Linked DNA regions of Homo sapiens: region 2 is linked to region 1. Evidence: chromatin loops called from intact Hi-C (ENCODE). Cell type or tissue: CD4-positive, alpha-beta T cell. All regions are shown on one strand. Each heading gives the region's core, and the rest is flanking DNA. Links, peaks and the distances in the headings are about the cores only.

Region 1 (4,396 bases), core at 143-4,142:
AAAATAGTTAACCATCAAAGACATTTGAAATTGTTACCACACCTATTTTTAAAAATTGTCATTAAAAATAAGTATCAAGTTTATCTTAATTTTTAACTGTACAATACAGTATTGTTAACCATATATACATTGTTGTACAACTTCTTTTATTTTACTTGACTGAAACTATACCCATTGAATAACAGCTCTCCATTTCCTGGTCCTTGCAACCCCTGGCAGCAAGTATTCTACTTTCTGTTTCTATGAGTTTGATTACTTTGGATACCTACACAGTATTTGTCTTTTGTGACTGGCGTATTTCACTTAACATTCATACATGCTGTAGCTTATGACTGGATTTCCTTCTTTTTTAAGACTGAATCATCCTCATCACTGGTTCTAGCTGAAGTATGATGGGATCATTCTTCCTGGCAAATAAATTCCTGTTTCTATCCAGAAAACCAATAAAAAGTTTTCCATGAAATGTTAAAAAAAAAAAAAAAAGACAATAATCCATTGTGTTGTATATGCCACATTTTCCTTATCCATTCATCCTTCTGTGGCCATTCAGGTTGCATCTACATCTTGGCTTCTATGGATAATGCTGCATTGAACATGGATGTGTCATCATACCTATTTTTAAAGGGTATATCTATTTTTCTCTTGCAGATATATTCGACTTTATGGGAGAAAATTTAGCAAAGAAGATCATGTTCTTTTTATTAAGTTATTGTATGAGCTGGTATCAATTCCAAAACTGGAAATCAGCATGATGCAGGGATTTGCCCGCCTTTTGATCAACTTGTTAAAGTAAGTCTTTTTCCAGAGGTTTCTGTTAAGGTTTGTTTGTTTCTTCAGGGTTTTAGGGAATGAGGACTAAGTGTTTTTGGTAAGAAGACCAAGTCTCAAATTGCCAATTTGGAAAATGATTGCAAAAAACATTATCTTAATTTTCATCAAATGTGTCAGTTAACCTTTTAGTTAAAATTCCATCTCTTCCATGACATGGTCTCTTCTCTAGCACCCATTGAACTTCCCCTTTTATAGGTTGTTAAGTCCCTTGAGAAGACAAGACAAAGATCATGGATTCTTTTGCTTACCCTGAAGCATCCAACTCAATGCTGGAAACATTAAATATTCCATAGTGTGGGAAAACATGAAATTCATCCACAATAATGGCGACACAAATTTAAATGCCCTCTTTTATCTGCTGCTCTTTGAGGTTTGAGCAGCAGCAAGAATTGGGTGCATTATTCTTCTTAATACTATGTTCTGCTAGTGAGTGGCCATGGATGGGGAAAGCAAAACCCATGGTGATGAGCAGCAATGTTTAACTGTCCCTGTGTAGTATTTGTGGTATACACACATCTGTGCACATATGCATACATAGGTATTTATTTTATTTTACTTTTTAGGAAAAAGGAACTTCTTTCAAGAGCTGATTTGGAGTTACCCTGGAGACCACTTTATGACATGGTAGAAAGAATATTATATTCCAAGACAGAGCACCTAGGATTAAATTGGTTTCCTAAGTAAGTATTTCCATTTAAAGCACTTATTTGGGAGTACTTGGGGTTTTTTAGGGGGGTGATCATGATTGAAAAATATTGAGTTGTTTGAAAGAAACAAGCAGATATTTTAATGTGCCTATTTCTGTGTAATTTGACTCCTGAAACAATTCATTGCCCTCTATAAACTGTATCTGAGGCTGCATCTCTCTTGCAGATCATTGACTTCTTGCACCTACATCCTGCCTCTTTGATAGCTAATTTTTGGTTTTATATTTTATTCTGAGTTTATATAATAAAATATCATCTGCCCTTTTTTGGTTAATAGTGATTTCATACTAGACTGACAGGTATCATTTCTGTCCAGTTGTGGTCTAGCTTTAAATTTTCTCAGTTTTAGCACGTTTGGCTTATCATTCTTTTTTTTCTGAGATGGTGTCTCACTCTGACGCTCAGGCTGGAGTGCAGTGGTGTGATCTCAGCTCACTGCAACCTCCACTTCCCGGGTTCAAGTGATTCGCGTTCCTCAGCCTCCCGAGCAGCTGGGATTACAGGCATGCACCACCATACCCAGCTAATGTTTGTATTTTTAGTAGAGATGGGGTTTCGCCATGTTGGCCAGGCTGGTCTCGAACTCCTGACCTCAGGTGATCTGCCTGCCTTGGCCTCCCAAAGTCCTGGGATTATAGGCATGAGCCACCACGCCTGGCCTCTTCAGTGTTTTTGTTTGTTTTGTTTTGAGATGGAGTCTCGCTCTGTCGCCCAGGCTGGAGTGCAGTGGTGCGATCTCAGCTCACTGCAAGCTCCACCTCCAGGGTTCATGCCGTTCTCCTGCCTCAGCCTCCCGAGTAGCTGGGACTACAGGTGCCCACCACCACGCCCGGCTAATTTTTTTGTGTTTTTAGTAGAGACGGTGTTTCACCATGTTAGCCAAGATGGTCTCTATCTCCTGACCTCGTGATCCCCCTGCCTCAGCCTCCCAAAGTGCTGGGATTACAGGCGTGAGCCACCACCCCCAGCCTGTGTACTCATTTCTTGAAGAGCACCATTCTCTATGCCTGTATTAATTTCCTTTTTCTTTTTTATAAATTAAGTCTTTAAAGACTTCTGCAGTTTTCTCTCTCAGTCTTAGGCATGTCTACATTATTTCATTATGTCTTGTTAAATTCATTTAATCTATGATTAACCCTCAGCCTTTACTTAGGTCAACAGTCTTTGTCCCTTACCATAGAATTTTTTGAAAATGAGTGCAGATGGCAAATGTGAAATGGTGTAAGTGGAAGAGGTAAAACATGATCTTCAACTTAGGTCCTAATTGGTTTTTGGACAGTTTTGCACAAGTAAGGTGGTTAGAAGTCATTTATTTCTTGAAAGTTTCATGTGTTAAAACAAGGAAACTCATTTCAACCATAAAAATAGCAAATTTTATCACGAAATAGAATAGTGCATTGTGCAAGTATGCTTTTACCAATATTTGTTAGGTTTTCCTCCCTCCCTCCCTTCCTCTCTCCCTTCCTTCCTTCCTTCCTTCCTTTTTCAGGGTTGCTCTGTTGCCTAGGCTGGAGTGCAGTGGCAAGATCTTGCATCACCACAGCCTTGACCTCCTGGGCTCAAGCAGTCTTCCCGCCTCAGCCTCCTGAGAAGGTGGGACCACAGGCGTGTGCCACCATGCCTGGCTAATTTTTAAAATTTTTTATTTGTAGAGACAGGGTCTCTACACAGGGTCTCACTGTGTTGCCCAGCCTGGTCTTGAACTCCTGGGCTCAAGTGATCCTCCCGCCTTGGCCTCCCAAAGTGCTGGGATTACAGGCATGGGCCACTACACCTGGCCCCAGTATTTTTTAAGAAAACTCAAAATTGAATACAAAAGCTTTGATTGTAAATATTCCTTTTGGGTGTTATTTTTGCCACAGGGACCATGACCTATACTGGTTTGACTGAGTCTTCTTTAAATAAGAGGTCAGGGAATTTCTTACTGGCTTCACCATTTCAGATGAGATTGGGCACATTCAGGGTGGTATGGCCATAGACAGGCTTCACTATTTCATAGATCTCAGGGACCTTTGAACTGTGTTCAGATCAGTTATCCTTCTGAGATGTTTCTTGCTGATAATTTTGGCTGCTTCTGAAAGTATTTTGTAAATGAAAGGAGGAGGTAAGGCGGTTTCTTCAGTGATACCCTGTTCTTCAGTATGCCTTCTTGCTGCTTCATAACCAAGCGTCCTACTTTCCTGCCTTAAGGGTCTACCTTTGCAAAGGCACATGCTGCTTTTAAAGTCCTTTGTGGTCATTAATAAGTATCTATGGCTTTCCTCTTCAGTGATAAGAGCTGTTTGTCTGGAAATTTTCTATTAGTATTGGTCAGTCAGTGCTTATTGATTATGTTTACCATGTCTCTTCCTAAAGTGTCACATCATCCTTGTCCTTAAAAGTTTTACCATGGCTGTTCTTGATCTTTTGAAGAGACGTTGTGACTGAAACACAGCACTGACTCTCAACTCTTAACAGACTCAGCATTTCATTTTGTAATTGTAATTATTCTAAAATAAAATTTATAAATCATATAACCTACCTATACTCATTACCTACACTGTGACAATTTTGAGTTTTTTCTTCTTAGATATATTCTGCCACATTTTGAAACAGTTTTGTCAGCTGACTACATGTGTTCATACTATTTTTAGAATGCTATTTTTATAATCAAAAGTGAAAGATTGCTTAATTTGTTAACTGTCTTTCAAATTTTAAACTCATGTGCCTTATGTTTTAGTCCTTATTGAAATCACTGCTTAGAGCGGCATGTGTTTCAACATGATTTTAAAAGCTAGTTCTATTGTTTGAAGCAAAGATTATCAACTTTCCTCTCTTCCCTTCCTCTTTACCTTTCCCATCCTCTCTTCATCCCCTTT
Region 2 (4,396 bases), core at 323-4,322, 66 kb before region 1:
TGAAATAACTGCACCCTCATTAGGGTGTGATGAAAATCCAAACAAAGACACGTGAGCACATTGCTTCCAGTTTCTCCCTGTTTGGCCTTAACTCCTGCTTGGTCAGAGAAATTTGAGCCTTATAAATTAGCAAGCCTCTTCTGAATTAAAAAAAAAATTAATAAGAATGTAACTAATGAATCAAAAAACTAATATATGCACTGTATTGTGTTAGGCATTCATGAGTAGGCAAGGCTACATATTTTTTTTATGGCACTGGGAGGGCTACAGATGTTTACAGAATGAGACAGCACTGTGAGCTAAGCCAGGCAGCAGTGGCCTCCAAACAGATGTGGAAACTGAGCAGACAGACAAAGCAAAGACCATGAGCATACATCCCAAATATGCTTAGCATATTTGGAGAATAATTAAGTCAAGCAATTTAGGTGGAACAGGATATTAATATAGGAAAGACTGGAGAAGTAGGTAAGGTCCATCTTACTGTGGCCATAAAGGTCAGGCTGGGGCTTATGGCTTGTTCTGACAGCAATGAGAAACATTTAAAATTCTAGTTAGCTGGGTGTGGTATCTCCCAGCCATAATCCCAGCACTTTGGGAGGCTGAGGTGGGAAAATCACTTGATGCCAGGAGTTTGGAGATCAGCCTGGTCAACATAACAAAACCCCATCTCTCCAAAAATATAATGACAACTCAGTGTAATCTACTCTAGATTACAGAGTAGATTACAGCTGGGCCTCTCAAACTGTCACATGCATCTGAAATCACCTGGGATCTTGTTAAAATGCAGATTCTAATTCAGCAGGTTTGGGGCACAGGCTGAGATTCTGCCGTGTGTGTGTGTGTGTGTGTGTGTGTGTGTGTGTGTGTGTGTGACGGGGTCTCACTCTGTTGCCCAGGCTGGAGTGCAGTGGCACAATCATGGCTCGCTGAATCCTCCACCTCCCCAGGCTCAGGTGATCCTTACCTCAGCCTCAGGAGTAGCTGGGACTACAGGCACACACCACCATACCTGGCTGACTTTTTGTATTTTTTTTTTCCCTGGAGAACAATGGCACAATCTCGACTCACCGCAACCTCTGTCTCCCAGGTTCAAGCGAGTCTCCTGCCTCAGCCTCCCACGTAGCTGGGATTACAGGCATGCACCACCACACCTGGCTAATTTTGTATTTTTAGTAGAGACAGGGTTTCTCCATGATCAGGCTGGTCTTGAACTCCCGTCCTCACATGATCTGCTCGCCTCGGCCTCCCAGAGTGCTTGGGATTACAGGCGTGAGCCACCACACCCGCCTGTAATTTATTTACTTATCTTTTTTATCAGAGACAGGTTTTCACCATGTTGCCCAGGCTGATCTCAAATACCTGACCTCAAGTGATCTGCCCGCCTCAGCCTCCCAAAGTGCTGGGATTACAGGCATGAGCTACCACGCCCAGCAAGACTCTGACTTTCTAACTCACTCCCAGTGATAGCTAGTATACTGCTGCTCCCCAGACCCCACTTTGAGTAGCCAAAGATTAGGATATTGTCCTAAATTCAAGGCATCTACTACAATATAATATTGAAGTAGAAAGAGAAAATACACCAAAAACATGGGGGGCCAGATACAGTGGCTCACACCAGTAATCTCAGCACTTTGAGAGGCTGAGGTGGGAGGACTGCTTGAGGCCAAGAGTCCGAGATTGCTGTAAGCCATGATTGCACCACTGTACTCCAGCCCAGGGGACAGAGCAAGACCCTGTCTTGAAAGATAAATAAATAAATAAAAAGAAACAAAAAAGAAAAAAAATTTTTTTTTTACAAATTTATTATTATAGTTTGCTCATTTATTTGCAAGGAACAAGCATTTCTCACTCAACCAGCTGAAATAAAAAGAGCTTATTTAAAAAAGGCATAGGGGACGGCTGGGAGCGGTGGCTCAAGCCTGTAATCCCAGCACTTTGGGAGGCCAAGGTGGGCGGATCACTTAAGGTCAGGAGTTTGAGACCAGCCTGGCCAACGTGGTGAAACCCTGTCTCTACTAAAAATACAAAAAATTAGCCAGGCCTGGTGGTGGGTACCTGTAATCTCAGCTACTCGGGAGGATGAGGCAGGAGAATTGCCTGAAATGGGGAGGTGGAGGTTGCAGTGAGCCAAGTTCGTGCCACTGCAGCCTGGGTGACAAAGTGAGACTTCATCTCAAAAAAAGAAAGAAAGAAAGGTAAAAAAAGAAATAAAGTGAAGATAATCCTGACCCTAGCCCCACCCTCATCTTCACTGCAGGAGATGAAGAGGAAGGAAAACCACAGAAACTGAAAGGTTTGCATTCCCCAACCTGCCCTGCCTGCCTTAATTTTACTGAGTTTCTTTCTTTTTTTTTTTCAGACGGAGTTTTTTTGCTCTTGTCTGCCAGGCTGGAGTGCAACAGTGCGATCTCAGCTCACTGCAATTTCCGCCTCCCAGGTTCAAGCGATTCCCCTGCCTCAGCCTCCTGGGTATCTGGGATTACAAGTGCCTGCCACCACTCCCGGCTAATGTTTGTATTTTTAGTGGAGAAGGGGCTTCACCACGTTGGCCAGGCTGGTCTCGAACTCCTGACCTCAAGTGATCTGCCCACCTCAGCCTCCCAAAGTGGTGGAATTACAGGTGTGAGCCACCACACCCAGCCTCCACTGAGTTTCTTAAGCCTTCCATTGTAACCACAAATTGTTATCCAGTGTTCCCAGTGTGTCACTTCATTTAGTACAATTTCTCATTTCTCAGGCTAACTACTAACTGAATTCACTCACCTCTCTCTCTCTTTTTTTTTTTTTTCTTTTTTCTCTCTTGTAGTGCTTCTCTGTGTCTGGAACTGTTAAATAAACTCGTCATAGAACTTACAGTCAAGGATTTGTATAGAAGTGCAGGCAATAAATAATACATCGGTTAAAGTTTATTAGATGGTGGCCGTGCGCAGTGGCTCATGCCTGTAATCCCAGCACTTTGGAAGGACGAGGTGGGTGGATCACCTGAGGTCAGGAGTTCAAGACCAGCCTGGCCAACATGATGAAACCGCGTCTCTACTAAAAATACAAAATTAGCTGGGCATGGTAGTGCATGCCTCTAATCCCAGCTACTTGGGAGGCTGAGGCAGAAGAATCGGTTGGACCTGGCAGGCACAGGTTGCAGTGAGCCGAGATTGTGACATTGCACCCCAGCCGGGCAACAGAGCAAGACTCTGTCTCAAAACACACACACACACACACACACACACACACACACACACACACACACACACACACACACACATATTAGATGGTGGTAAATGTTATATTGACCAAAACATGGCAGGGGAAGGGAACAGAAATTGCTGAGGATGTGGAAGCTGGGGCGGGGGGTGGGGGCAGGTGGGGAGAGTTGAATTTAAAAGGAGCTCAGAGAAAGCCTCCCTGAGAAAGTGACATTTTGAGCAAAACCTTGAAGGGGTGAGGGACCGTGTCATGCATGCAGATAGATATATCTGCGAAATGTGTTTCCTGCAACGACAGTGCACGTCTTGAGGTAAGAGCATCTTGGCATATTCAAGGAACAGCTAAGAGCTGGCGTAACTAGAGCAGAGGGAGAGGGAGAGTGGGAGGTGAGATCAGAGAAGAAGACAGGTCAGAGCACTCAGGGCCTTGTAGGCTACTGTGAACACCAGCTTTCACTCTGAACGAGATGGGAAGCCACTCCAGCGCCAAGAGTGACTTGACCTGGCTTAGCTTTTAATAGGAAAACTCTGGCTGCTAGTTGAGAAAGAGGATAGGGGTAGGAGTGCCAAAGCTGGCCAAGCAACTGGGAGGCTTGGGAAACAACCCGCGCCAGACAGAGATGATGGATTAAAGGACTGTAGATCAGACGAGTAACAGAGGAGCTGAGGATAGAGGAGTCACCAGATTCTGGTGACTGACGGCCTCAGTGCTGTACCAAGAGGGAGAGTGTCATGCTTCTAGTCAGCATAGGGAGAGCAGAGAGACAAATACAAAATGCTTTATTGATTGATTGATTGATTGAGACAGGGTCTTGCTCATGCCTAGGCTAGAGTGCAGTGGCACAGTCATGGCTCACTGCAGCCTCAACCTCCTGGGCTCAAGTGATCCTCCGGCTTCAGCCTCCTGAGTAGCTGAACTACAAGCATGTGCCACCATGCCTGGCTAATGTTTATTATTTATTTATTTAGTAGATAGGAGCGAGGTCTTGCTATGTTTCTCAGACTGGTCTTGAACTCCTAAACTTAAGTGATCGTGTGAGCCACCATGTCCAGCCTGGGAGTATTTTTTTTTTTTTTTTGAGACGGAGTCTCGCTCTGTTGCCCAGGTTGGAATGCAGTGGCAAAGTCTCAGCTCACTGCAACCTCAACTTCCCAGGTTCAAGTGTTTCTCCTTCCTCAGCCACCTGAGTAGC

Evidence for each region. Peaks named below come from ENCODE experiments on the same cell type or tissue, not always from the same donor. Only the 100,000 strongest peaks of a DNase experiment are listed, where the experiment ranks them.
Region 2: it touches region 1 in a loop (1.9-fold over the local background); 1 of 110 quality-filtered maps calls a loop at or near these places.

The regions. Positions count from the first base shown.
Region 1 is chr2:53,945,536-53,949,931 of GRCh38, reverse strand. It overlaps PSME4 (proteasome activator subunit 4), which reads left to right. Exons shown (of 47, transcript NM_014614.3): 2 at 649-789; 3 at 1,395-1,511. Among named protein-coding and RNA genes, the nearest start is that of PSME4, 23 kb to the left of the region's middle. In CD4-positive, alpha-beta T cell, for the core only: no CTCF peak of the experiment used is centred there; no DNase peak of the experiment used is centred there.
Region 2 is chr2:54,012,122-54,016,517 of GRCh38, reverse strand. It overlaps a transcript of ACYP2 not described here. Among named protein-coding and RNA genes, the nearest start is that of PSME4, 43 kb to the right of the region's middle. In CD4-positive, alpha-beta T cell, for the core only: no CTCF peak of the experiment used is centred there; a DNase peak (open chromatin) is centred at 2,357; H3K4me3 peaks cover 359 bases; H3K27ac peaks cover 768 bases.